Regions from separate parts of the Homo sapiens genome. Here regions 1 and 3 are each linked to region 2. A link is an interaction called in ENCODE POLR2A ChIA-PET data of the cell type or tissue named here. Cell type or tissue: MCF 10A. All regions are shown on one strand. Links, peaks and the distances in the headings refer to the core of each region. The heading gives the core; the rest is flanking DNA. Region 1 has its middle 19 kb from the start of THBS1. Region 2 overlaps LOC105370777 (a long non-coding RNA gene). Region 3 overlaps LOC105370777 (a long non-coding RNA gene).

Region 1 (8,175 bases), core at 1,302-6,301, 370 kb after region 2:
CACAAATCCTAAGTCTTCCCTCTCCAGGAACTGAAATTCTGGAGTGGGGCCCAGGAATTTGCTTTCCTAACAAGCTCCTGGGATGATTTTGATCCAGGTGGCCTGTGGTTCATATTTTAAGGAACAACCATTCCAAGTCTCACTTAATGGTAGCCTTACCTTGAGCTTCAAAGATGACCAGCATGCTGGCCACATTTTCCCCCAAGGGGGTCTCTTTAGCCTCTTAAATGCTAATGGATACCAGCAGCCTCTAAGACCTATGTGCCATGTTATGTTCTGGAGGAGATGACAGGCAAACCCACTCATCAACAAAGGGCTTATTTGTAAGAGAAGTTCCTGGTGGGGCCAGTGGTAAGAAAGCAGGGGTAGCATTATCTGAACCATAGTCCATGCCCCACTAAAATTTCTGTCACAGGAAGTAAGAGCCTTCTGCGTAAAAGCATGTGTCCCTTGGAGAGAACATTCCTGGAAAACATAGAGGTTTTTATTGCTTAGTTTTAGAAAGGGGACAGGGTCAATCCCCCCATTACTATGAAATATGGGTAAATTGAGAGCGTAGTATGCTGCAAAGCATCATAAAAATAATTTTACATTGTTACTGGCTTGACTTTAATGGTGGGTTTTTAGGAGGAAAAAAATAATAAGAGAAATTTTTCTGAGTGCTCCGACAGGAGAGAGAACTCTCTTCAGAGTTAAGAGACATCTGTCGCAAAGCTGACTGATCCCAAGAGGGGTGAATTCTTGGAAGCCCAAGTCCAAGACGCACAAAACTCTGAGTTCAGGAAACAGCCCCTCTCTGGAGAAGGAGCCTCACCAGGTGTGTGAGAGTGAAGAAACCAAACACAAGACTAAGGAGGAACTATTAATAGCAAGCTTAGCTCCCAACCTAAAGCCAATGAAGTGAAATGCAATCTGCACCCTGTATCTAGGCCAAGGAACCAGGAAGACAATGCTGTGCCCTCACCCGTGCTGGATGCAGTCTGTCAGCCTCAGGCTCAGCCCTCTGCAGCAACCTGATGCCCTGCCTTCTTCCAAACCAAGACTGTCTTCTATTTTGTTCTACTAGTGTTTATTGAGTGCCTACTGTATACTCTTGGAAGTGTGAAGAAATGATCCTACCTGCCTAGCAGTGTGTATACCTGTCATTCCAGACCAGTTTCCAGTCTCATCTGAGATCATAAGACACCCATAAAGTCCCCTGCAGAATGTTAAAGAACAATAAATGATGAGAAATTCACATTACAAGATCTAGAAGCACAAGATACGCATAAATGAGTTGTATCCCAAAACTTTCTTTTTAAATTCATAGTTTAAAGGTCAGAACCCATTTTCCAAAGGGACAGTGCTGTAAATAGTCAGGTGTGTAGTCTAAACCTAACAAATTCATAGTATAGCTAAAATTATACACATGTGCCATAAAAACAAGGAAAACATTTCTGCTACATTATTATAATTACATTTAAAATAACTCAAAAATATTTTTGAGCAGTTATCCTTAGTGATGACATCCTTGGGAAATAATGTTTAATTAGAATTTAATGAAAGAGAGATTTCTGTAGAAAGTATGAGGAAACTGGACTCATAAGGACTTTAGATTCTTATCTCACATTCTTTAAAAATTTTTTCTCTTTGTAAAAATACTACATGGTTTTGTGGAAATTTTGGCAAATACATTAAAATTTTAAATACAGATATAAAAAATAAAATTTAATATGAAACCAAAAATTAAAAGCTAATATGTATTTCTGTCCAAGATTTTTTAATTCTAAATACATATGCATGTATTTTTTACTTGAAAAACAAGTCACAAATATTTTTGTAATCTACTTTTTCACCTTTCTATTATCAAATTATCTATTTTATCATAGTCTTCTCAACATCGTGTATTAGCTTTCTTCTTAATCCTTGCCAAATTGCTCAATTAAAAATTATATCTCATTTTAATTTTTATTTATTCGATCACTGTTGAAATTGGTCTTTACTCTTCTCCAATTTAATGGCCACTTGTATTTTATCTATATGTAATTATAATTAATTATCTTTTGCATTTTTTACCTACTTTTCTGCTGGACTGCTTATAGTTTTCTTGAGCTGAAAAGATTGTGAATATATAATAATACCTCCTTGGTTATTTACATATTGTAAATATTTTCATGGTTTGTCATTTAATTTTTATCTGGTTCATGGTGTTAACATACAGAAATTTTAAGCTTTATACAGTCAAATCTATCCAGTTTTTCCCTTTTAGTTTCTCCCTATGTTTTTAAATATTGAAACTATTTTCCCGGGTGATCCAAGTTCATTTGCGCTTATATGATGAAAAGGTCAAATCTATATAGATAGAAATACATCGACAGGCCTTGCCTCTACCCCTACTGTCTGCACCTCATTTGTCCCCATCACCTGTAGGGAACCAATTTTATTTGTGTCTCACTGATCCTTCTAGCACATCTTTTTGCAAACTTTAAAACAATTATCTAATTGATCTTTCTGGAATAGGTACATGGTATTGCATTTTGAAAAGGTTGTTTTTTCCATTAAATTTTGTAATTGTTTACAGTTGATATCAAAGAAAACTGTTGATTTCTGAACCTTTATTTTGCCTACATTCATCTTGTTGATCTAGTAATTTTTTAGTTGATTGTCTCGGGTTTTTAGATGGACAATTATATCATTTTTATGATTCATATTGATAATTTTGTCTTCTACCTCCAAATAGTATGTTGTTATTATAGTTCTTATTTTATTCCATCTAAATAAGCCATGATTTTACTTTGTGATGGCTTTATAATTAGCACTATTTATGGTTTTTAATCATAATTGTTATCTATCTTTTCTAGTTCTTAAAGGGCATGGCCGTGCCACATCTGGAGTTGCTGTTATCATTTATGTTAGATAGGATGGGCTAAACTGTGTTGCTTTTAGTAAAACAAGCCTAAAATCTCAAGAGCTTGGGACAGCGAAAACTTATTTATTACTTAAGCTACAAGTTGATCATGGGTCATGGTCAGGTCAGGTCATCTAGATCCAGGCCCATTCCACCAGAGCTTATACAACCAAAGGCTGTCATTTCGGCCGGGTGTGGTGGCTCACGCCTGTAATCCCACCACTCTGGGAGGCCAAGGCGGTTGGATCATGAGGTCAGGAGATCGAGACCATCCTGGCTAACACAGTGAAACCCCGTCTCTACTAAAAATACAAAAAAAAATTAGTCGGGCGTGGTAGCGGGCACCTGTAGTCCCAGCTACTTGGGAGGCTGAGGCAGGAGAATGGCGTGAACCTGGGAGGCGGAGCTTGCAGTGAGCCGAGATCAAGCCACTGCACTCCAGCCTGGGCGACAGAGGGAGACTCCTTCTAAAGAAAAAAAAAAAAGAAGAAGAAAGAAAAAGGCTGTCATTTACTGTGACTGAAGCTAGAGGAAGGAAAGCTGGAAAATTTTGCACTGTCTTTTACAGGTTTCTGTCCAGAAGTGACACACATCATCTCCAATCACATTTTACTGGCCAAATCAAGTCACTTAGCCATGTTCCAAAAGGGCATAGAAATTCATTCCTACCATTTGCCTAAAAGAACAGCTTGGAAATATGGGTGGACAGAGCTAATAAGTTACCATATCACTCTAAAGCACACACATTTGTATACACACCACAAATGCACAGAAGAGATTCCTTCACTATTGGCGATAGGTTTTCAATATGTCCTAGATTTTTGGAGGAGACAGAGTGATCTAAACTAGTTGCACAGATTAACTAGATGATTGTTAAATGAACTCTAATCCAATAATACTCACCTTTTATAAAGATTAGAGTCAACTCAAAGATAAAAATTTTTTAAAAGCATGAGTTAAGAGCTTTTACTTAATTCTTCTCTTCCCCTTGGAAAGCATAAATTAACTAAAGTTTACTATGATTACTAGTGGCTGAATTCCATATTTAAATTTATAATCATGTACAGCATAGCTAATAATTTAATTATAAGTGTAAACAATTCCCAAGACGCCAATAGTTCATTGTCAAATCTTACCTGCTTCACAAAATTTGGGTAATCTATGGTCTAGAAAAGACACTGCCTTTTATAACATTGAATAATAACAAAATGGCCATATATTCAATAAATACTAAGTAATTACTAAATAATTCAGCCTGGTAAACCATTTTTAATTGTGTCAAAAGCCAAAGGTATCATTCAATCTTTCCTCATTTGAGATGTATTGCATTTCTTATATGTGATGGTTAATTTTAGGTATAAACCTGACTGGATTAATGGATACTCAGGTGCTTGGTAAAATAATATTTCTGAGTATGTCTGTGAGGGTGTTTCTGAGAGATTAGCATTTGAATCAGAGGACTGAGTGAGGAAGATTGCCCTCACCAAGAAGGGTGAGCATCATCCAATCCATCAAGGGCCAAAGTAGAATAAAAAGGCAGAGAAAGGGCGAATTTGCCCTCCTGGATCTGGGACATCCACCTTCTCCTGCCCGCAGACATCAGAACTCCAGGTTCTGGGGCTTTAGGACTCAGGGATTTACACCAGTGCCTCCCACCCCCCAGATTCTCAAGCCGTTAACCTCGGACTGAGAATTATACCATCATCTCCCCCAGTTTTCAGGCCTTTAGACTCAGACTGAATTATACCTTTAGCTTCCCTGGTTCTCCAGCTTCCACCTGGAATATCATGAGACTTCCCAGCCTCCAGAATAACATGAGTCAAAGCTCATGTACCCCGCTCTTAGAGAGAAAGAGAAATTCTATTGGTTCTGCTTCTCTGGAGAACCCTGTCTAATACAATATACAAGGCAACTCTTTACTGTGAGGAAAATGGAGTCATTCAATCCTCACCATCCCAAACAGAACAGGCTCTTCCACCACAGCCTCTATCAGGCCCTTGTCGGCAGGCCTGGGGCATGAAATCACATAAAGTGGACTCTGGATGGAGAAGGCATTCAGGAACCAGTGCACCGGTCTGCAGTGTGCAATAACCTCACTCATGTGCCCCTATACCTCCATTTTCTACCTCTCTCTAATAAGAACATGAGGGATTGCTTTTAATACACAGATTAGCATTTGGGCCATTCATATAAACATACAACAATCCTGTCAACAGTATTATAGTTGGTGTCCTATAGTTGTGCCTCCTCTAACCTGTGAATTAGCAATAGATCATCCTATCCAGAGGCTTGGTCTGTGTGCTTCTTCTAAAGGTATCAAAATAAAGAAGTTGTTTCTTCTTTTCTCTGCTCCATAATCAATATACAACACAAAGCTTCATTCATGCATAGTTTGAGCTAGGTCATAGCATGACCATGTCCTAGAACTTACTTTCTGCCTTCCGATATCCATAGTAAATAGCCAAAATATGTACTCAATACATCCATTTTTAAAACTAGTCAATTTAAGATAAGAAATATCACAAATGGGTTTTTGGCATTATAAGATAAAAAGATCAATTGATTGAAAGTCTCGTTCCTTAAGATTGAATTTAATTGGTTTGATTGACATCATTTATCCACAGTCCATAAACCAAAGTTATCCATCATCATTGATGAACGGCATTTGAAAACTATCATCAAATTAGTTGCTTAGAAATGCCAAGATGCCACCTTAGACAAGGAAGGCCTCTGGCAAAATATATTCATGTGCTGCCTAATGACTTTTGTCCACCATGGACTGCATATATGACAGTAGACTCATAAGATTATAATACTGTATTTTATTGTATCTCCTCTAAGATTAGATATGTTTAGCTACACAAATACTTACCATTGTGTTACAATTTCCTACAATATTCAGTACAGTAACATGCTGTACTTGTTTGTAGCTCAGGAACAATAGGCTATACCATATAGCCTAGGCATGTAATAGCCTATACCATCCAGGTGTGTGTAAGTTCACTCTATGATGTTCACACAAAGATGAAATCGCCTAAGGAAGGACACAACTCTCAGAACGTATCTGGACTGTAGGAGAACAACAATCTGATTATCAGATCTTCAAAACGTGGGCAGCCTTACAAGATTCAGAGTTTAACTGATAAGCATGTAATTTGCAATTTCCTAACCCTGGAATTTGTCAAGATAATGTTATAATAGTCCCTTATAGAACTAATAGACTCTTCCAATAAGTAGATGCTGCTTTGTGAATTCAGTCCTATCGTGAGACTTCTGAATTGGGATCTTGGAATCTCATTAGCCTCAGAATCCTAAATTTATAATAAAGATGCATAGAGGCATAGTGAGTAGCATTTGGAAGATGCTCTTAATTCTCAGTTCTCCAGTTTGTCTTAATCTTTTTATATAAACTCCTCTAATCCTCAACCTGGCTTCTGCCTGTGCAAAAGTCAATATATGAGTTAGTTACTACTCCCCAGTGAAAGACGATAACATTTTAGGAGTGATACTTTATGTATATTTAGCATTTGTCATCCCTAAACTTCAGTTATAGAAATTCTCGCATGAATCCCCAAAATATGTCAGTGAACTAACAGTCTGTAAACATACAATCATGGCATTTAATATCGTATTAGCTACACAGAAAAATAAGGTATTTTATAGCACATGCTCAAGAGATTTCACTATTGACATTAAAATCTCCAATGGAAATACTCCTTGGAATTGAGGATATATTGCAGTAGTGGTAAAAAATATTAATATTTGTTGAGAACTCACCATAGCCCTGGCATTCTGCTAAATATTGGATATCCTTTTCTCATTTAAACCTCACTGCTATCCTAGGAAGTAGAAACTATTATTACCCCTATTTTACCAGAAGCAAATTGAATCAAGAGAGTAACTGTTTTACCCAAAATCATCAGCAGGAATGTTGCCAAACAATGGCCTCACTGCCTAAGGTACACAGAAGTCAGTACTATGGCACCAGCTTTTGAGAAAAGAAAGGGCTTTATTGCAAGTCAACTGCCAAGGAGACAGGAGCCAACACTCAAATCTGTCTTCCTGAACAAGGGTTTGAGAGCAGGTTTTCCAGGCAAACAGCAACAATGCAAGGGACAGGAAAATGAAACAAGGCATGATCTGATTGGATCATGCAAAGAAGTCACGCCAGGTCTTTGGTTAAGTCCATACGGCAGCAAAACAGGGCACCCCTTGCTTCTTAATTTGGCCCTTGCTCCTTGATCCAAGCACTTGGGTTCCACACATCATTGACTTTTTTATTCCAGCTGGCTCCAGGGTCCTGAATCAGGTACCCTTAGTTCATTTGGGCATGCTCAGGTAATGTGACCAGCAACCTGGGGGTCCCTTGCACTGAAAAACTCATCATTTTGTTACTGACAACGTTGAATTGGTTCTGCCATTACAGAATGACAAATTAACAGGAACTGCAGTGATCTACATGAGGTGTTGGTATCTTGGGCTAGGTCATAACAATGGAAATAGAAATGAGTGGATCTGGGGTCACTTTGCAGGCAACAGCAGCTGCTGATAGACTGAGTGTAGCAGGTGGAGAAGCAGCAGCAATCGGGGTGGCTGCTAGGATTCTGCTTGAGTAGTTGCCCTGATGGCATTTATGTATATGAGAGAGAAGTAGGTTGATGCGTGTTCCCAAGAGGAGAATAAAACACATTGTAGTCATGATCTACAAATTAAACATACAATTATACACACAGACACATGTATCTATACATATTTAAAACATGATCCTAGAGAAGGATGTTTTTTCTCTTGCTGTTTTTCATACTGTCCTATCATGGGAGACCCACAATTAGGACTCTGAAGACAGCTGTTTGCTTGGGGTTTTGCTAATGCTTCGGTGTATCAAAGTAAGGCACACACTCCTGAGGAGAAATCTGGCATGGAAACATCCTTAAATGCCACCCTACCCCTCATGGTTTATATAAGCCTTAGCTACAGCATTGTCTAGAAATGGCTATTCTTTGTCTTTTCTTTGGAACACATTTCTCACTTCAAATGCAACTACCCTTTGCCAGCCCAGGATTTTCCCAATACTGAACGGGTGCCCATCTTCAAGGACAATTCCAAATGTGTGCCCCTGCCTTTGGAACAATGAAGAGGGTTTCGCTCATTGTTTTTCTTGTCTTATCTGCATCCAGAAATTTCTGGCTTGTGCCATTTTAATTTTATATACTTTTACTTTATTTCATTTGAATTTTAGAAAATAATGAGTATTTAAGAGAATAAGTGTTTGAATTTAAACAACTAGG
Region 2 (8,175 bases), core at 1,209-6,208:
ATTTTTCCTAGATGCACTCCAAATTTAGGGTTGCCAGGCTGTCAACTGACCTGCAGCCTTTGACACAGTGAGCATGGAGCAGTGGGACCCAGATTAGTGATGCCTGCTTGTGGCTGTCAGGGCCTGTCATCGTGGGTGGTTAGGCTTCCAAGCCTCCCAGGCAATCCGTGAGACATGGACTTACCTCAAACCACCCACGCTTGTCTGGCTCCTGCAGGTTGGCATGCTTTGACAGCCACTGGGTGCCTGGGCCACCAGGAAGTCCTGCTGCTGCTCTGCCACTGGCACTGCCTCTCCCCATCCTCATCTACATCCATAGAGATGGAAGTGATTTGCATGGGAATCCCACCCTGTTCATCCTCTAAATTCATGTGCATTCTCAGGAGCTAAACAAGCAAAGGACTGTGTTCTCACCTGTATCATTTGTTCATGTAACAAAGATGTTTAGAAGACTGTTGATTATCACCCCCTCCAGTCATCATTCTCACACTAATCCTAGCAGTTGGTGATCTGGAGAACGTTCTCAATCTTCTTGAGTTTTACATTTCCATCCTCGAAAGAGGAAAGTGCCTCACAATGTTGTTCTGAGGTTTATGTAATTCTCTGAAAGTGTTTATAAAGTTTAACAACATAAGTTGTTTTTTAGTGGTACTAACAACCAACTAGTATTGGATTTGCCCCATCCATCCAATATTGTATTTACACAAAGTAGAGATTTTACCAAAGAGAGTTATGCAAATCTCTGCTCTATTTGCTGTATCTTTGGGGAGATCTGGCTTTCAAAATATCAAAACAGGAGAATATTGCTTCCAACCACTGATTCCTCTGGCAGACTTTTCACCTAGAGGGAACGATCTGTCCAGATCAGTTTAAGCTGACTTGGAGCTTTTTCTCACCTTCTCTTAGATTCCATCTCTGTGAGAAAGAACCATTGATGGGCCAAGCTGTGTGTGCTCAGTTGAGAATGTTGATTCCCAATACTTACACTTCACCCCCATGAAACTCAACCCTCGGGGATATTCTCCCAATGTATCAGCGAACAATTCTGGATGGAATAAGTCAGCATGTTTTGGTCCTCTTTCTTTTAAACCTACCTTAATGATCTGAACCCTTTTTATGAGCTATCTACTTAACAGTCATGATAGTAGGTTAAAAATAATCTTAATGAAAAAGAAGATATTTTATTGTCACAATGTAAAATTTGCCTTTGTAAATCTTTATCTATTCATTTTCAGAAAGAATAGATTGGACCAATTTCTAAAGCCAAAAGTATTATTTTTCCTAGATGCATCCCAAATTTAATTGATGTAAATTGATATCCAACAATTTTATATGTTTAGCAACTTGGACAATTTTACAGAATGTCATTTAAAAGTGGAATTCTCTAGAAAAGCTCCAGTGGAAATGGCATGGTGTTTTATTATTTGATGACGCTATTTTTGTATATGATCCTATTCCCCGTTGTGCTTTGGATTCTGGTTGAGATTTCAGCGTTGATTTATCAACTTTCTGGTACCCTCTGCTCGACATGTTCTGTTTGCTCCTCTGGATCCACTGCCTCCCCTTCCCCGTTCTTCCTCTGCTCCTGGAGACAGATGGGTCTGTGTAAATAATATCAATGGCTCGCACTCCCTTTGGCTTCCAGTTCTCTTTGGGCAAATGGGAAGATGCAGCAGGAGATGAGAAAGAGGAAAGAGAGTGAATTCAGAGAATGTGTTTCCCCAGTCCTTCCCCGTGAGGTCACCTCCGGCTAGTTGTGCGTCTCAACAGAGACCTGTGGTCCTCTCAAGGCAGTGTGCTCTACAGGACTCTCTCTTCAGGGTTCCAGACCCCACCCTCCTCAGGCCTAGAAGTAATATCTCTTAAAGGTCTCCTACAATCCCACTTTTGTAAATAGTCTTCAAAATAAATGTTTCTTACATTACCCTATTTTGAATGAACCATCCATTCTAAGATTTTGATTGAAACAGACTCTCTCTCTAGTTCACATCTTTGTATTTTTTCTTTTATTCTGACTTAATCTTTCTCTTATAAATTCTCTCTTTTTCTTTTTTTTTTATTGTATTTTTTTTTTTTGTAGAGGTGGTGTCTTGCTCTGTTGCCCAGACTGGTCTCAAACCCCTGGCCTCAAGTGGTCCTCCTGCCTCAGTCTCCCAGAGCACTAGAATTATAGGCATGAGCCACTGTGTCTAGCCCCTTTTTATTTTTGAAATAACCTTATAAATATTTTGTTTTAGTCTTGCTTTTAGGGGAGGTGAGATATAAACAAGAAATAAAAAGAAATAAAATTTTATTTATTATTTGGGACTTAAGACACTTCGAATCTTTTGAAAGACAAGGTAGAGATGAGCACCTCAATTTAAAGATATTCAAGGACATCATCATTACCACCATCAACAAAAACCATGTAGTATTCTTTTAATATAATCTAAGCTCTGGAATAAGCAATTCATATCCACCATGGAGGCCTCAAAGTGATGTCATGAAGTAGGTGCTACTATTTCTCCATTTTACAGATGAAGACAGTGAGGCTTGGAGGGGTGAAGTAATTTATCCAAGGTCATACAATTAGCAGTAAGCCAGGAATTTAACAGAATTAAGTCAAACCTTTGTAGTACTGAGTTAGAAATAATCAGCTTTCTCTACTTTTCTTAGTATGAATTACAGCACTCTTGAAAACTAATCAGTAAAATAGATAGACATTCTAGAACAAACTGTCAAATCATTATCACTACTATAAGTTTAAACTCTTCTTACCAATCTTGATTATTTTCCTTTTTAAACCATCCTGAACCTTAATTAGAATTATAGCTCTTCCTGGTCTTTTATGCTTAGCCTTTTGACAACCCTTCCATCTGAGTGTCTCCAAGGGTCCTATCTCTAAGCTGTCTACTTTCATTCCTTTTTAGCTCCATTATTGGTGATCTATTTCCTCTGTTAGGCTCTTCAACCCTTTCAACTGACCATCTTCGGCAACTTTTTAAGACAGGTATTTTTCTGTTTCCTACCATCAGCAGCAACTAGAGGCAAAAAGAAACTTGCTTCTGAGAACATAGATGCTGATCAATCAGAAGCCAAAACAATTATTTAGCTTTATTCTTATTCCCCTTTTCATCAGCGTTCTCTCTTATGCTAATTTGAAATAGAGACTTTGACTTAATAGGAGGCCCATGGCAGCTGACCTATTGGAGGAATACCCTAACCAAGACTTCAGATCAAAACGCACTTCATGGTGGAATACAGTCAACCAAAGTTCTCACAAGGTTTTTGAACACCAATTTAAATGGCTTTCATTATAACCTTTTTAGGATGATGGATGTAACACTGAAATTTTGTCTTCTAACCATACAATTTCACCAGCAATATTCAAGAAGATTTTCCAGACATCTGTTTCTATTTTTCTCTTTATTTTTCTCAGATTCCCTCTAAGCTCATTGGCTGACCTTGACATCACAGCCAAGCCCTAAATGAAAGCATTTTATCACTCTCCATTTTTTTCCAAAGAAGGTCTTGAGATTTTATTTTCCAAGCAATAACAGATTCCATTCCTGAGACTTCTTATCATATCTTTAGCCACATCATAAATAACTCGAATTTTATATTGACAAAGAAAGTTCTATTGTACTTTTTTTTTTTAAGAAACATGGTTAACAAGCTGAATAGGACCCCTCATTACTTTATATAACATGGTCGGTATAACTTCTTTCTGAACTATGATGACAAGCAGAAAATGGGGCATATTTGTATTTAAAGTATAAATTAGTCAAAATTTGAGCTGAAATTATAGCAAAGGAATTGTCAAGTTTGAAATGCAGTCTGATGCCCTTGAAAATAATGAGAATATAATTAGAAAATAGTACATAAAATTCACGGGTCTCAGAAGATCAGCTACAGAAGGATCACGTCATCCTAGGCAGAGTGTCTCAAATGTGTCTTTCAAATTGTTGCCCCTGAAGAAGTTCAGTGATGTATCCAAGGTCACATACATGGATTTCTGCCTAAGTGAACCTTCTTCCTGTTTTCCTGGGCACCGTGTCTGAGAACTGACTGTCTGACTCATTCTTTTCTAAGCCCTAGAGGGACAAGGTTATGCAATTCTCCACAGGTATTTTGGCAGCTTCTTAGGATATTTGACTCAGGCCTCATCTCCACTCTTCTCTTAGGAGAGAATACGCACATTCTATAAGGGACATTAGACCACCAGAGAAGATGGTTACTCCCACAGCAGGATAACAGCCTTGTGGGATTAGAAGGCCACCATTCTATGATCCAGCTTCAGATGAAATTTATTGAGCACCTACTATGCATCAAGCACTGTGCAAGGTGCTCCAACAGAGACTATCTTTCTTGGCCCAGGAGGTTGACATACCTAACCTGATTCCACCACCAATTAGCACTGAGACCTTGGACCAAACTTTGAGTCTGTTTTCTTTCTATAAATCTGAAGAAAAGTTACCTGGCCTTCTTATCTCCTAGAACTGTTGTGTGGGTCAAATGAACTAATAAGTGGCAAAACACTTTCTTAAAATGTTATTGAAATATAATGTACATACAGAAAACCACATAAGTGTATAGGTGGATACATTTCACAAGCTAAACACACCAGTGTAATCAGTGCACAGTTCAAGACATGGAATGAACATTACCCCATGAGTCCCCATCTAGGAACAGCCCCTCAAAGGGTAACCACCATTCTGACTTCTAACAGGCTAGCTGTTTTGCCTGTTTTTCTACTGTACATAAATGGAGTCATATGCTATAAGCTTTTTGGTACATGGCATTTTTTGTTCGGAATTATGCTTGTGAATTTCATCCATGTTGCTGTGTACTTTTGTAAGTTCTTTGTTCTCATTGCTATGTAGATTCCATTGTACGAAGAGACATTTTATTTCCCACTCCATTGTTGATGGACACTTGGATAGTTTCTAGCTTTGGTCTGTTCACAATTATAAACATTCTAGGACACGCCTTTTGGTGAACATATGTATTCATTTCTATTGGGCATATCCTGGAAGTGGAATTCCTGGCTCCTAGGCTTCATGTATATTCAGCTTTGGGAGATGTTGCCAAATGACTTTCCAAATGGTTGCTCCAATTGACATGGCCAATAATAGAACCTGAGAAATACCAACATTAGGTATTTTTAGGATTTTTTTTTCATTTTAGGTAAGTAAATTATTTCTTAATATAATTAGATTACCACCATTTTGAATGACTCATCTCAGGGCTCATCATATTAACACAAATAAATATTTCATATATTTGTACTGTGTGTCTGAGGACATTTTATTATTCAATTGTGGTATATGCAGCATCTGGATCTACGAAAGTTAACCACAATTAGGGCCACTGGAATATAACATCCATATTTATGCTATTCTATAGAAATCGGACATCCCAAGCTTGGCTGAATTAAAATATGCATTAAAATATATATTTCTCAACTAGTCTTATGTCCTAGCAATGATTATTTTAAAAGTGTAATTTAACTAAATTAACTAGCAAGTCTGGTATCTCAAGGTAAAGACTTTTGGCTTGAAGAGCTTCTCTAGAAGGTAAGCTTTCAGTTCGGAGGAGCCTCAGAGACCCTTCAGCCTACTCTCTCATCCTATAGGTGAGTAAATTGGGGTCCCCCAAAAGAAAGGACTTACTCGTGACACCGGAGCTACTTAGTATCAGAGCCAAGACCAGAACCCAAATCCCCAGAGCCTCCCTTGACTTTTTATATCGTCCCTGCCTCAAACTGGCCAAGGTTTCTTAAATAGTTAAGGAATAGATGCTGCTACACAGTAAGTGACCACAGAGGAAACCTCATATGGACAGGACAGCGGAGAGAAAGGCCTAGGTGAATTCAGTGAAGACAGAGCAGCTATCGCAGTTGACTGTTCAGAGAGGCACTGGGGGAGAGCGGTGGTAGAATATTCTGTTGGTCCTTCCCCAGGCTGCCAGTGAGTGCAGACCGGAGACTAGACAGAAAGGTCTCAAAGAGCAGTCCTGGCCAGTCACAACCCTCCCCAGCCACACATTCCTTCTGAAAACTTCCTCTGAGGTCTTCTCCTTCCCACCACAGAGTTCTACCATTTGCCCAGATTACTCTTCCCACAACCTTCTCTCATGATGCTCCTGCCTTCACCCTGCTAATTCCTGCACATCCTTCAGATCTCAGTGTCTTCTCACTCCAGAGCATACATAATCATCACATCATTCCTCCCCATGCTTGGCACTTGTTAAGTCCTCAGTAAATAATGAGGAATGAATGAATGAATGAACATGCTATCCAGTGCAGTCCTTGTATAGTAATAGAGGCAGAAGTCCTTGCCCTGGTCAACTTACCATAGTTTCTTGTTCTTTGTCAGGGCACAGGAACAAAGGAGGGGGTTGTTGATATTGTTTCTTAAATAACTTAAAAACCATCCCCAAGTATTGATTCTAACCTACAAGCAGAGTTGAGAACCACTGCTTGGGGTAATTGTTATCATTTCTGGTTGTATGTGAGAATATTTATTATTTTTTTAAATAACCTTTATACAATCAAAAGGAAATTTTTGAGACTTTCAATTTTTAAGTAATTTGAGACTTATGTAACAGTTGCAAACAAAGATATATTTTTAATAAGAAGAATAAATGAGAATGGACCTCAAATTTTTAATTTTCTCAAAGCCTAGAGTGGTTTTGTTTCTCTGCTCTTCCCAACGTACTCCTGCCTACTACCACTACCCTCACCAGCAAAGACAAATTAAAAGGAGTGGGGGAGACAAAATGAAGCAAAACAAAACAAAAACCTTCCATTATAGTGTGGTAGAATGGCCAGAGAAGAAAGGAGACAGTACCAAGCTAAGAGGGAAAATATAAAAACAAGAGGATTAGATGACATCAATGCAGTGGTTTTGCTCAGAAGACAAGGAATGTTGGAATGTAGATAGCAAATTCCTGTCCTGAGGGACAAGTTTCAATTCTGTAACTGTTAGACATGAAAATACAATAGGGCTTAATCTTACCAAATATAGATCCACCCTGGCCAAGTACAGGTATGTACCTTTGTGTAGTCATTTATTTGCCCTTCCCCTGCCCACTGCTTTCCATTAGCACATAGTGAAAATCTTGCCCTGGAAAGAAAGGAGACTAAAGCAAAAAGTGAGTTAACACATTGGATTCTTCTGACATAGCTTAGACAGTTCCTCCATCATCAATCCCCTTAAGTCATATTCAGTGAGTGTTCTGCTGGCTGGAAGGAGTTAAGACATTTTCCTATTAATATCAGGTGGCAAATGATAGGCCAAGAACATCTGATAGTTTTTGCTACTCTGTAAAGTTGAGGTTTAGCATCCAAAAGTAGTTACTTTCCTTTCAATAGAGAGGGAGGAAGAGCAGAGTGAATAAAACAGGAGCTGGAGTCTTGCCCATGTAGTTCTATGAACCTGGACAAGTTGTTTCACCCCTCTGTGGCTCAGTGTACTCATCTACAAATAAGGGTTACAATAGTACCTACTTCAAGAGTTGCTAACGGGACTTAATGAGTTAATTAATACATGTCAAAAGCTTGGAATTGTGCCTGGCACATAACAAGGGCTCAAGATATGTTAGCTGTGATCATCATAGTTATACGCTTGGTTTAGCTATAAATTCTTATTTTGAAACTGCATTCGTTTCAGTGTAAGTGAAATATCAGGAAACAATTTGAGCATAATGTAAATGCCAAGTTTACTCTCTGCAATTTTATCTGCAAAAAGTATTAGATGAACCCAGGAAACTGCACTCAGCTGAATTGAGCTATGTGGGATCCACAAAATCCACACATTCACAAACCTGAGACGCCTACCAGCTAGTGTAGTTCACCATGTGTGTGATGGGCCACACCCATCCACAACCATCGTTATAACTTTTGATCGATTTCAGATAATCTCCTCACCATTTTGCAATAATTTATCAACCGCAACCCTTCAGATACCCACTTCCACAAACAAATTTCTATCTTTTTTTCTATGAGTGTTCATTGTCAACCTTCAGGGTTTGAGACACACTGTCAGGAAGAAGTCCTGGAAAGCGAGCACAGTAAACAGGAAAGACAGAACTTCTGTTGGTCCTCATTTCAAGATGGTGCCTGCATGTTTCAAAGGTCACCAAGCAGAACGCCAACCCACTGAAAATATTGCATAATGCATAAGGGCAGAACAG
Region 3 (8,175 bases), core at 1,039-6,038, 54 kb after region 2:
CTTCAGTCTATTTAATTAACAGAAACACCCTCCAAGGAAGTCTTATCCCCCTCAATTAAGTAGATTAAAAATAAACGTCTTGGAGAAGATAAGGTGATTGAGCTTGTAAGAGAGCCATGCCTTTTGCACTAAACTACACAGACCTAATCCCTGTACATATATCTGCCTTCCATTCCCAAGATCTCTTGGTAGGGTCTTCCAGAGATCTTCTAGGAATGTACTTAATAACTGGTTCTTCCATTATTTTTCTACCATTGAACTTGAAGAAGATGTGACTGGGGAATAAAGGCAAAGCCAAGCATGAGAAGGTAGATCTGAAACAGGAATGTTAGACATGGAATACAAGAGGCAGAGCAAGAGTAAGCAAGATAGATAATCCTGTAATCCTTCACATGGGAGGAAAGGTTGTAGTAACAACTCCATTCTAACAAGCACAGATAGTACACAGGTTGTTTTTCATTAAACTTGTGAGAGAAAGAGACACATCTCTAGATATATTATTGGAGTGGTCAAAAATGTCTTCATGAACACAGAACTGAAAGCCTAACACATTCATGCCTAGGCCAAAGAATGTCTAGATGAGATGGCCACTGTGAGATAAACTGCAGTCTTCCACAGTGGACTATGTTTGTCCTTTATTTAAAAAAAAAAAAAGAATCTAATATGGGTGGTTTTTTTTTCCTGTACTTATCCTTACTGACATTTTTACAACAGGTTTTATGTGGTTATCTGCTTATTTATAATATACACATGAATAAATCACTTCCTCAATGCATCTACATTCCTTAAAAAGCCACATGTACTATTACTACATTAGTCATCGGTTTTTCATGGTTGATAAAGCCACTAACAATGTTGAGTTCTGATGAGATAGAATCACCTGTGCCACAATTTCCCCAAATGTTTCTCAGTAAAGCACATTCACCATATACAGATTGTAGTAACAGACTTAGAGCAAAATAATATTGCAACTGTTATGTTTTCCAAGGAACTGAATAATTGTTTTACCTAAGTAAATGAATAACATTGCCTAGTCTCGGAGATTAAAATTTCCCAAATTCATTCTGACTCAAAATGGGCAAATATGTATATAAAAATAAATTTAAAATGTGCACATATTCATTACAGTCTTTAAAAATTGCACTGGGTAGAAGCAGGACATGAAGTGTGGCCCAGTAGTCTAGATTTCCATTTATTTAGGAAAGGGTTTGCCGTGATCTAGCATGAGAGCCACAACCTAACAAAACCAGATCTGTTAGAATGCCTTGGCACAAGCTTTGTCTAGCTATTGGTAAAGCCAAAACATCTCAATTTCAGCTTTTCCCATTCAAACATTACCTTTAATTAGGTTTGTTAAAGGCAAGAGCTAACTACATTGTTTTAAATGTAGAAGACTAAGGCTACAACCTATGTTGTGTGGACCCCCAGAGAAGAGTTTAGGTCATTTTGTTGTTGCTGTTGTCCTTAACGACATGCCAACTGTCAGATCCCAAGGCTGTGAGATGCTCTCCAAGGGAGTGAGAGGGAGGTGAGGTGGTGGGGACTGAATAGAGGGCCAATGAAAACCAAACCAAGTGCCATGTTGGCACCTAGACTGGGGCCAATTCTATGGGTGCTGGAGGAGGGATCGATAGAAACAAGAGAAAAAATAAAACTCCACCTTCTTCAGACCAGTGAAAGTTAAAAGCTTGTAACACCGTCACCCCATGGAAGTCAATGGATAGTGGACCTTCAGATGGTTTTGCTGAAAGGAGATGATGAGGAAGCAAAACTAATAGTGAAGACATAAGACACCATGCTTGTTTTTGTCTCTCTCCTGTCAGACCCAAGGAGAACAGGACCAAAGCCCTGAGGAAAGCAGTCAAACAATGCTTCCACTGAAAAGAGAGAAGGATTCTTCTCCTACAAGGTAGTCTATTTTTATTCATCATTTACACACTTAGAGTTTATTGATTTCAGTTAAAATATACAATGAATCCTTCATTTGAAGGCACACTAATTGGTCAGTATTCACTGTTTAAAATTTTTTCATCTTTTTCTAGTAATTTTTTATTGTGATAGAATTGCATAACATTACAATTACATTTTTGCCACTTAAAAGTATGCAGTCCAGAAGAATTAAGTACATTTACATTGTTGTATAAACATCACCACTATCTATGTCCAGAACTTTTCATCTTTCTAAATTGAAACCCTGTGCCTACTAAACAATAACTTCACATTTCCCTCTGCTCCCAGCCCCTGCCAACATTTATTCTACTTTCTGTTCCTATAAAACTGGACTACCCTATGTACCTCACATATGTAGAATCATACAGTATTTGTCCTTTATGTCTGTCTTATTTCACTTAGCATAATGTCTTCAACATTCATCCATGTTGTAGCATGTGTCAGAATTTTCCTTTATAGAGCTGAATAATAGGAGTATTCTCCTTCCTATAAAAATATATCTTTACCATTTATCTGTTCTCTGACCTTGAATATGTCAATAAGTCTTTCTTAGCCTCAGTTTCTTCACCTGAAAAATGGAGAAAATAAATTACTTACCTCACTAGGCCTTTGTTAAGGATTAAATTAAGTAATTCGTGTTAATCATTAGCATAGTACTTAAAAATACATAAGGGCTCATCAAGAGGCAGCATTTATTGTTGATGTTGTTATGGTTATTGTTAACATTGTTATTATTAGCTTAGAAGTTGTCACAAGTTTTTTGTTTGTTTTTTGTTTTTTATTTTATTTTATTATTATTATACTTTAAGTTTTAGGGTACATGTGCACAATGTGCAGGTTTGTTACATATGTATACATGTGCCATGTTGGTGTACTGCACCCATTAACTCATCATTTAGCATTAGGTGTATCTCCTATTGCTATCCCTCCCCCTCCCCCCACCCCACAACAGTCTCCGGAATGTGATGTACCCCTTCCTGTGTCCATGTGTTCTCATTGTTCAATTCCCACCTATGAGTGAGAACATGCAGTATACTATGCAGCCATAAAAAATGATGAGTTCATGTCCTTTGTAGAGACATGGATGAAACTGGAAATCATCATTCTCAGCAAACTATCGCAAGGACAAAGTCACAAGTTTTTTAAAGCAAGAATATCTATAACACTGCAGAATTTTGCAAACTCTTTTAGGAAAACCATTGGCTTCCTAATGGTCAAATGTAGCTGTGCATTTGGAACACCACATAAATTGGTAGACTTTTGAGCCTAGAAATTTTCCTAAGACATGGTGACAACATTAGATGATCACGAACAAAGTTAAACAGCCTCATGGAAGTTCCATTAAACACCTATAAATATGCAAGAAAAAATAAACTTCCTGAAAGAATGAAAGAGCTGCAATGAAATGTTTCCAGTTCCTGAGTAGAGGCAGGTGAATCAGGTAAGAATGAAGTTGATTGTGCATGTCTGCCTCCATCTTTGAATCATGAGGTAATTGGGTGTATTCATGATAGGAATTTTTCTTTCTCCAGCCAAAACCAAGCTGGTAATTACAAGTGCCCAAAACCACAATCTGGACACAGCCTGTGACACAATCTGGACACAGCCAGGTCTGAGATCAGACTTGGAAAGGCCCTTCCCTCCATCTGAAAAATGCCTTTGCTAGTCAGAAGAAGCTAACAGGGAGAACACCACCACATTCCCTGATCCTCCATGGGATCCTCAAGACCAGGGGCACCATGGGGGTCCTTGATTACATTGTTCAGGAAACCAATGAGGGAACGTCTTGGCTTCTTTATAGAAATTACATAATATAGAAGAAAAAAGCAAAACACAGCCAACAAACAAAAATGCTGATAAGTCCTTTTGAAGGACAATACACAAAAGCTCAGTTGAAGCTTTCACACATAGACATGCATTTTTCATTTTTCTTCTTGGAGATGAATTTCTATGTGTGTACTTTATTTGTACTTGGGCTCCAAAATCATGTATCCTTTCCTCTTGCTGTAGGCAGTTACATGGTGTCTTAGACTACTTGGGCTGTTATAACAAAAATACAATAAACTGGGTGGCTTCAACAACAAACATTTATTTCTCACAGTTATGGAGGCTAGAAAGTCCAAGATCAAGGCACAGGCAGACTCCATGTCCAGTGAAGGCCTATTTCCTCTTTCATAGATGGCTGTCTTCTAACTGTGTCCACACTTGGCGGAAAGGTGAAGGAGCTCTCTGGGGTCTCTTTTATAAGAGCACTAATTCCAATCATGAGGGCTCTATCTTCATGGCTTCGTCACTTTCCTGCCAAGAGTCCCTACCTCCTGATGCCATCACCTTGGGCGTTAGGATTTTGCCATATAAATTTGGGGGTACACAAACATTTGATCCACAACAGGTGGCGTACTATTTGAAAGTAGAGCTGTATTTATCTAAATATTATTTGGTGGACAGATCAGAGAGGGAGTATCATACCTAGAACCCTGGCCCACAGAAGTTTTTTCCAAAGGTTTATGTAAAAGCTCTGAAGTGAAAAATTCCAAAAATGGTTTAAACAATAGTCACTTGATTTCAGACAGTATGCAGATTTTCAAGATGAATAACTTGAAGCTTCCATTCTGACATACTGGTTAAGCTATCCATCTCACTGTCTTAGGCTTAAGCAGCACCCCCTTGCCAGTTGTCATTCCTGTGACTGCTAGCTCCGAAAGGAAAAGGCAGGAGATGAGGATTCTGATCTAAGGGTGAAAGAATTATGCAAAGTTTCTTGTCTCAAAGGACACAGGAATTTTGTAATTCTTTTGAACACTTATACCAAATGTCAAATTTCCCCAAAGCTGGATGAAGAAGGAAGGGAAAAGAACTGACATTTATTTGAGCTAATACTCTGTCATGCATTATGCCAAGCAATATGCATGGCAATTTTGTTGATAAATTAGAGGAATTGACAAATCAGAGAAATAAAGTAGCTTTCTCAAGATTACACAGTCAGTAACCCCAGGTCTGTTTCCCTTGAAATCCTCTCTATATTCCATTATACCCTAAAGCTTCATCCCTATAGCTTTTCTGAATGTCAGATATAGAAACGTCTCTATTTGTCTCAGATCTCTCAGGTAAGACATTGCCTTACTAAATATATGACCTCATTCGGGATGTGCCAGGAGGCTGCCAAGGCAGCTGGAATAGTTAGAGTGAGGGCAGCCATATTTCCTTGATCACACCGAAACCCGCTCAACCAGACATCTCAGAGTGGGAAACAACATCCTGATTTCTGAAAAATAGTCAATGGTGGCACAAGATAAAGGCAAACATTTGGGTTGGCACCAGCCATTAATATGATTCCTGATGGACAGGGCCATCTGACTGTGGGAGGGGTTACTTTCTCAATCACTTGTAGGGTGATGGCACAATGAGAGTGAGTGACATGTAGCTCGATTATATTTGCCTCCCTTCATGCCCACGTGAATGCACTGGTCTTTTGTTTGGCATTAGTACAAATCCTCTGTCTCTCCCATAACTCCTAGGTATCAATCATGAAGTTAATAGAAGTGGGATCCTCCAAAAGACACCTTGGCTTTCCCCACAGTCATCCACCTGTTCCACCTGTTTCAACAGGTGAACTCACTGCAAGCACAGAAGACATCTAAGGACTTTAGAAGTGAGGTAGCCTCCCAGGACACCAAGACACCTCCCCCAAGAAATGACTCCATTTGTACATTTTCATATAATGTTCTTTCTACAAGAGGATCTTTGTAATTTACTAGACCCTTTTCTTTCTCAAAATACATGAGGATACCAGAGGAATTATCTTCTAACCTTCATTTTGACCCTTTCACCTACAAACTTGATTGGATCTGCCTAATCTCTGAGGAACTTGCTAAGCTCTGGTTGTCAATTTATATGGCCAGATTGACAGAAAGTATGAAAGTCCTGTGGAACTATGTTTACTTTCACACATGAGCCAGTGAGGTAAGCCAGTTCATCTGGTGATGCAGCATTGATGGCTCTTCTTGGTCCCCAACCATGCATGTAATAATACACATGGTTTCTATTCATTTTCAACTGACTTGAGTCATCAAATTAAAACATATTCAGTGAATATAGTTCAAAGAAATGAGATAATGTTAAAGAAATAAAAACATTCAGAATAACTTTTTTCTTTGTCACCACGTTGGCTTAATTAGACAGGAATTGGTCCTACTTTGATTTTGTAAATGAGGAATTTAAGAAGCAGCAGTAATAATAATTACTGCAATATTTTCAGCCTTTCTAGGTTGTAAATTCTCAGCACTGTCGTTATTTGCATTCAGCCCTCACCTAAGGTTTTCTCAGATGCCTGTGGTTTAGATACCCCCACAGTAGGGATACCTTCCATTAAACTTAACTCACATGTAAAGCCTTTCCAACTTTAGATGAGTAGTGAAAAGCTGCCTTTAGCCTGTCATTGAAGTACCTTCTACTACCAGGGCAAGCTTTTAAGTGAGGGTCTTGATAAGAGCATTCCTCTGAGATGATCACTCTAAGACTTGGAGTAGGAAAGGAAATGAAATCCCAAGTTGCCTTATCCACCTCCTACCCCTCCTCTTGGTTCATCATAGTAGACTTCTATCTCCCCCAATTTTTTTACACACATGAACAGGGTCTGTAAACATAAGTTGTCGCCTCCTACATTCCTTTGACAATCACCATTTCCTCTAGGAAAAACTCTTCCTGCTCCACCCAGGTAGGGTTAGGTGAGCCTCCTCTATACCCTAACAGCAGCCTGCATGTATTTCTATTATGTCATTTGTTAAACTACCATGAGTTTGTTTTTTATAAATTATAAGAAGCTTTTCATTAATATCGATAAATGTGCATATATTATGGGCTTTATACCTTTGATGATACCATGTTCTTCTATTATGTGGTGGTTTAGAGATTCATAAAATTCATTCTTACCTATTTAAATTTGTCAAGAAATGTGCCCTTGGTTGACGGTAGGTAAAGAGGTTGCAAACTTGGTATCAGTAAGGCATAAAATCTGGTTTGTTCTGACCGCTGTATTATATTTCTGCTGTTGAATAACAAATTATGCAAACAAGGCAAACTTGAAACGATAGCCACTTATTATTGCACACAATTCCAGGTAAGCTTAGCTAATTCTTCACTCAGAGTCTCACACTCAAGATATCAGCCAGCTGCCATTCCCATCTGAGTCTTGGGGACTTCTTCCAAGCTCATTGGTTGTTGGCAGAATTCATTTTCTTCTTACCCTTTCCATGTGGGTTCTCCATCTTCAAGCCAGCAATGGTAGTTTGAATTATTCTTATGCTTCAAATCTCTCTGACTCCCTCGTCTGCTGCCAGCCAGAGAAAAATCTCTGCTTTTAAAAGCATGATTAGTTTTGCCTACCTGGACAATTTCCCTTTCACCCTAATATGGGCATAATATCAAGTTCAGGGGCCTTGGAAGTCATCTTAAAATTACGCCTTTTACAACCATGACTCTGGCACTTTTGATCAAATATTTCTGCATTCTTCATCTTTTTGTCTATAACAAGGATATGATTTTCTACCAGGGATGTTTAGAATTGAGAAATGCAAGCTGAAGTGGTCCTGAAGTAGTCAGAGAATCACTGAACCAAATGGAATCAATCCCACAGTCTTGACTTCAGAGGAAAGTGTATGCTGACCAAATGAGCAAACCAGTCATCTCTACTGGGAAAGTAATAATAGAGGTGGCCCTGATTTCAGAAGCAGAGTGAGATGCCAATGACTCCACTAAAATATTTCATTGTCCCAATAAAGTAAGGTTGTGACCACCATCTGAGTCGCTGCTGTCAAAGCACAACTTCAGTTATACTGTGCAGACTAGAATTTCTGAGCCCAATATTATTAAGCTGATTTTCTGATTATAATGGAGTCCAATTTCAGCTATTTCTCTGTGCACTTCCTATTTTTATAAAATTATATCAATCATAATCACTGTGATAATATTGTCAGTGCTGTCTAACTTACATATTTAGCTTATAAGTTAACAAAATCTTTAACAAACCAGCCACAAAAGTTAGCTTTATGAACCAGACTTATAGAGAATATAAAGGGACATGAAACCCATAGGAAAAGGAAATTCATCTCCTAAATAGTCACGATTATTTAGGCAAGATTTATTCCTTTTCAGTAAACCCCTTGAAAGAGGAGACTATCTGTGTCTTACCATTTTGCCCCCAACAAACTGCCTAATTTCATATCT

What was found. ChIA-PET counts read pairs that join two places held together with the same protein. Peaks named below come from ENCODE experiments on the same cell type or tissue, not always from the same donor. Only the 100,000 strongest peaks of a DNase experiment are listed, where the experiment ranks them.
Region 1: POLR2A ChIA-PET joins it to region 2 with 7 read pairs; 2 of 35 experiments call an interaction of 5 or more read pairs at or near these places.
Region 3: POLR2A ChIA-PET joins it to region 2 with 5 read pairs; 4 of 35 experiments call an interaction of 5 or more read pairs at or near these places.

What each region holds. Positions count from the first base shown.
Region 1 is chr15:39,557,730-39,565,904 of GRCh38, forward strand. No RefSeq gene overlaps it. Among named protein-coding and RNA genes, the nearest start is that of THBS1, 19 kb to the right of the region's middle. In MCF 10A, for the core only: no CTCF peak of the experiment used is centred there; no DNase peak of the experiment used is centred there.
Region 2 is chr15:39,185,050-39,193,224 of GRCh38, forward strand. The region is part of intron 1 of LOC105370777 (a long non-coding RNA gene); the gene reads right to left. Among named protein-coding and RNA genes, the nearest start is that of LINC02915, 62 kb to the right of the region's middle. In MCF 10A, for the core only: no CTCF peak of the experiment used is centred there; a DNase peak (open chromatin) is centred at 4,052.
Region 3 is chr15:39,239,015-39,247,189 of GRCh38, forward strand. The region is part of intron 1 of LOC105370777 (a long non-coding RNA gene); the gene reads right to left. Among named protein-coding and RNA genes, the nearest start is that of LINC02915, 7.6 kb to the right of the region's middle. In MCF 10A, for the core only: no CTCF peak of the experiment used is centred there; a DNase peak (open chromatin) is centred at 3,527.